Linked DNA regions of Homo sapiens: region 1 is linked to region 2. The links are chromatin loops, found by intact Hi-C in ENCODE. Cell type or tissue: body of pancreas. All regions are shown on one strand. Each heading gives the region's core, and the rest is flanking DNA. Links, peaks and the distances in the headings are about the cores only.

Region 1 (2,904 bases), core at 260-2,759, 65 kb before region 2:
ATATAAACTATAAACCTTCAGCTTTTTCTTCCTTCTCCCATGTTTGGTCTAAACTAAGTTCATTTAGAGTCATTGAGGCCAAGAAAGGTATTTGGTAGTGGTGTCAGGAGGTGGGAAAGAATGGATACATCCTATTGTTACATGTATCACTAAGAGCAGATGACTAACAAATGTGTTATGTGGTAAGTGTGTTGGAATAACTTTCAACATCATTTACAAATGCTTTTAAAAATGTCATTAAGGCCGGGCATAGTAGCTCATGCCTATAATCACAGCACTTTGGGAGGCTGAGGCAGGAGGGTCACTTGAGGCCAGGAGTTGAGACTAGCTGAGGCAACAAAATGAGACCCCGTCTTTACAAAAAATAAAATTTGCTGGGCGTAGTGGCGCATGCCTGTATTCCCAGCTACTCAGGAGGCTGAGGCAGAGGAATCGTTGGAGCCCAGGAGTTTGAGGTTGCAGTGAGCTATGATCACACCACTGCACTCCACCCTGGGCAACAGAGTGAGACCCTGTCTCCAAAACAAACAAAAAAAGTCATTAAACCTCTCAACATTGTTGGGGGCTTAGGCGCACAGTGTGGGCCTCTGTTACACAGTGTGGCAGGACATTATATCCTTTATTTTCTGATGCTTTGACCTCTAGAGTCATGCTGGTCAAATTCAGTTCCGCCAACTCCTGAAGATAGTAAACAACTCACGCAGGAGGATGCTTTTAAAATGTAAACAAACCAATCCAGAGTTCATACCCAAACCACTTCCTCTATTTGGCTTTCCTGCTCTGAGCCACTATCCACCTCCCCTAATGACCCTAGGGCCAGGGATCAGACGGCTAGGGACAGTCCCTACGCCCCAGAGCCCACTGAAAGGGTTCAAACTAGCCAATCCCAGCCCTGTCCACCCTGCCTCCCTCTTCCTCTGCCCCCAACCCAGTGCTTCCCCACGTGGCACCCCATGCAGGGTGTGCCTTCTTCTCTTAGGAACTGTGAGTAACAAACTATCTCTTCTTCTTCTTCTTCTTTTTTAATTTGTTTAGAGGCAGGATCTTGCCCTGTTGCCCAGGCTGGAGTGCAGTGTCACAACCATAGCTCACTGCATTCTTGAACTCCTGGGTAACAGTGATCCTCCCGCCTCAAGCCTCCTGAGTAGCTGGAACTACAGGCGCACACCATCGTGCCTGGCTACTTTTTTTCATTTTAAATTTTTTGTACAGACAGTGTCTCCCTATGTTGCCCAGGCTGGTCTCAAACTCCTGGCCTCAGCAATCCTCCTGCCTCGGCCTCCCAAAGTGCTGGAATTATAGGCGTAAGCCACTGTGTGCAGCCACAACTATCTTCTCAATGGCAATCATCTTCTGATCTGTTGGCTTTATTGTGGCTCCAATTTCCTGTTAATATGCTATATTTTAAAATAAGCAGTACCATTTGTACTTGGAGAAAGGACTGTGGGTGAGTGGGAAGACAGCCCAGGGTGTCCCATTAGAGTCTCCTTCTCTGTAAGTGCAACAGTGAAGCATTTGTTCATCTAATGTTAATACCCCTGAGAGTCAGGCATCTCACTCAGCTGCCCCCCTGACATTCCCACTGGGGTGCTTCACAGGGATCTCTCGCTGCACTGTACAAAACTGAACCCTAGACCTCTCACCCTCAACACACATACACACACACCACATGCACACACACACACACCACATACACACACACCACATACATACACACACCACATACACACCACATGCACACACACCACAGACACACACACACACCACATACACACCACATGCGCACACACACCACATGCACACACACACCACATGCGCACACACACCACATGCACACACACACCACATGAACACACCACATACACACACACCAGATACACACACACCAGATACACACCACATACACACACACCATATACACACACCACATACACACTACATACATGCACACCACATACACACACACCACATACACGCACCACATACACACACACCACATACACACACACAACATACACATCACATACACATACCCCACATACACACACACACCACATACACACCACATACACGCACACCACATACACACACCACATACACACCACAGACACGCACACCACACACACACACAACATACAAACACACCACATACACACCACAAACACACGCAGCACATACACACCACATACACGCACACCACATACACACACACCACAGACACACACACATCACATACACAAACCACACACACACCAGACACACACACACCACATACACACACCACACGCACACACACACACCATGTACACACCACAGACACACACCACACCCACACCCACACCACACCCACACACACCCACACACACACCACACCCACACACACCACACCCACACACCACACCCACACCCACACACCACACCCACACCCACACCACACCCACACACCACACCCACACACACCACACCCACACCACACCCACACCCACACCCACACCCACACACCCACACCCACACCCACACACCACACCCACACCCACACCACACCCACACCCACACACCCACACCACACCCACACCCACACACCCACACACACACCACAGACACACACCACAGACACACACATCACAGACACACACACCACAGACACACCACATACACACCACAAAAACACACCACAGACACACACACACACCACATACACACACACCACAGACACACACACCACATACACACCTACACACACCACATACATACCACAGACACACACACCACATACACACACCACAGACACTACACCACAGACACACACACACTCCACATACACAACACACACGCACACAACATACACACCACATATAAGCACACCACATAGACACACACCATATGCACACACACCACAGAGCC
Region 2 (2,904 bases), core at 265-2,764:
TCTAGAACTAGAAATACCATTTGACCCAGCCATCCCATTACTGGGTATATACCCAAAGGACTATAAATCATGCTGCTATAAAGACACATGTACACGTATGTTTACTGCGGCACTATTCACAATAGCAAAGACTTGGAACCAATCCAAATGTCCAACAATGATAGACTGGATTAAGAAAATGTGGCACATATACACTATGGAATACTATGCAGCCATAAAAAATGATGAGTTCATGTCCTTTGTAGGGACATGGATGAAATTGGAAATCATCATTCTCAGTAAACTATCACAGGGACAAAAAACCAAACACTGCATGTTCTCACTCATAGGTGGGAAATGAACAATGAGAACACATGGACACAGGAAGGGGAACATCACACTCTGGGGACTGTTGTGGGATGGGGGGAAGGGGGAGGGATAGCATTAGGAGATATACCTAACGCTAAATGATGAGTTAATGGGTGCAGCACACCAGCATGGCACATGTATACATATGTAATTAACCTGCACATTGTGCACATGTACCCTAAAACTTAAAGTATAATTAAAAAAAAAAGAACTTAAAATGAAAAAAAAAAAAAAGAGAGATTTATATAGCTCATGGTTCTACAGGCTGGGAAGTTCAAGGAGCATGGTGCTAACATCTGCTCCTCATGAAACAGTGGAAGGTCAAAGGAAAGGGGCAAAACTTAGAGGTGTCCTCACTTTGTAACAACCCACCCTCAAAGGGAAACAATCTATTCCCAAGAGAACTAATCCAAGAGTGGGAATTCAATCACTACCTTGAGAACAGTACTAAGCCATTCATGAGGGATCCACCTCCCATGACCCAAACACCTCCCACCAGACCCCAACTCCCAACACAGCCACAGTGGAGATCAAATTTCAATATGAGATCTGGTGGGGATAAACAAACCATATCCAAACCATATTATTCCACCTCTGGCCCCACAAAACTTATGCCCTCCTCATTGTAAAATACAATTATCCCTTCCCAATAGTCTCCAAAAGTCTTAACTTGTTCCGGCATCAACTAGAATGTCTAAAGTCCAAAGTCTCATCTGAGACTCAAGGCAAGCTCCTTCCAACTCTGAGCCTGTAAAATCAAAAACAAGTTTTTTACTTCCAAGATAAACATTCCCATTCCAAAGGGGAAAAAATCAGACAAACTAAAAGAATGACAAGTCCCACACAAGTTCAAAGCCCAGTAGACCGAACATTAAATCTTAAAGCTCCAGGTGCTGCCTCCTAGGCACACTGGTGAAAGGGGTAGGCTCCCAAGACCTTGAGCAGCCCCATCCCCATGGTTTTGCTGGGCAGAGCCCATGTGGGTGCTCCAGGGCTTGAAATCAGACACCTGTAGCTTTCCCAGGCAGGCACTACATGCTGCTAGTAGCTCTACAATTCTGGGGTCTTGAGGGCAGCCCTGCCTTTATAGCTCCACCAACCTTGGTAGGCACTCCCTGTAGTGGCTCTGCCCCTGTGTCAATTTTCTGTCTGGGCTCCCAGGCTTTCTGATACATCCTCTAATATCTAGGAGGAAGCTGCCACGTCTCCACTGCTCTTTCATTCTGTATGTCTGTAGAATTAGTGCCGCATGGAAGCTGCTAAGGCTCAGGGCTTGCTCTCTACAGAGCAGTGGCATGAGTCAAACCTGGGGCCACATGAACCAAGGCTGGAGCATCCAGAATGTGGGGACCAGTGTCCCCAGGCAGCACAGAGACACAGCATCCTGGGCTTGTTCCCCTAAACCAACCTGTCATCTTAGACTTAGACCTCTGGGTCTGTGATGGAAGAGGCGACCTTAAAGATCTTTGAAATGCGTTGGGGACCTTTTTCCCATTGCTTTTTCCCATTGTTCTTTTAGCACCTGGCTTCCGTTTATCCACGCTAATCTCTCTAGCAAGGGGTTTCTCTGCCTCACCTCACCTTTGGGCTCTTTCATTCTCTACCAGAATTTTGGCCAGGCTGTGAATTTTCCAATTTTTTCTGCTCTGTTTCCCTTTTTCTAGTAATTCACTGTAAGCAGTTAGAAGCAAGCACTCAGCAGCCCACGCACTTTGCTGCTTAGAAATTTCTTCCACCAGATATGCTATTCCATCACTCTTAAGTTCAGCTTTCCACAGAGTCCTAGGGCATGGACACAGTGTAGCCAAGTTTTTTGCAATGGCATAACAAGGATGCCTTTTACTCCAGCTCCCAGTAAGTTCTTAATTTCCATCTAAGAGTTCATAAGAATGACCTTTACTATCCATATTTCTATCAGCATTCTGGCTACCACCTCTTAACAAATCTCTAACAATTTCCAAACTTTCCTTCATCTTTTTGTATTTTTTTGAGCCCTCGCCAGAATCATCCTTAATGCTTAATTCATAGCAATATAGTATTTTTCTAGCTGCTTCTTCGAACTCTTCCAGCCTCTGCTCATGACCCAGTTGCAAAGCCACTTCACATTTTCAGATATCTGTGTAGCAACATCCTACTCCTCGGTACCAATTTTCTGTCTTAGTCTCTTTTGTGTTGCCGTAACAGAATACCTGAGGCTGGATAACATCTAAAGAAAAGGGGTGTGTTTAGCTCATAGTTCTACAGGCTGGAAAGCACAAGAAGCTTGGTGCCTGCCTCGGCTCAGTTTCTAGCGAGGACTTTCATGCTGTGTCACAGCATGGCAGAGCATCAAAAGAGAAGCAGACGTGTGTGAAGGAACAAAACCCAAAGATGTCCTCACTTTTTAACACCCCACTCTCATGAAAACTAATGAAGTCTACTGAGAGTGAGAACTCACTCATTACAGAGTGAACAAGTGAATGGCACCAAGGTATTTATGAGGGATCCACAGGCCTTTCACTAGCCCCCTTTCCCAACATTGCCACATTAGGGATCAAATTTCAACATAGTTTTAAT

What was found. Peaks named below come from ENCODE experiments on the same cell type or tissue, not always from the same donor. Only the 100,000 strongest peaks of a DNase experiment are listed, where the experiment ranks them.
Region 1: a loop joins it to region 2, with 2.5 times the contacts of the local background. A loop is called at or near these places in 1 of 110 quality-filtered maps.

Annotation. Positions count from the first base shown.
Region 1 is chr13:30,843,765-30,846,668 of GRCh38, reverse strand. No RefSeq gene overlaps it. Among named protein-coding and RNA genes, the nearest start is that of LINC00545, 37 kb to the left of the region's middle. In body of pancreas, for the core only: no CTCF peak of the experiment used is centred there; no DNase peak of the experiment used is centred there.
Region 2 is chr13:30,778,942-30,781,845 of GRCh38, reverse strand. No RefSeq gene overlaps it. Among named protein-coding and RNA genes, the nearest start is that of LINC00398, 23 kb to the left of the region's middle. In body of pancreas, for the core only: no CTCF peak of the experiment used is centred there; a DNase peak (open chromatin) is centred at 1,335.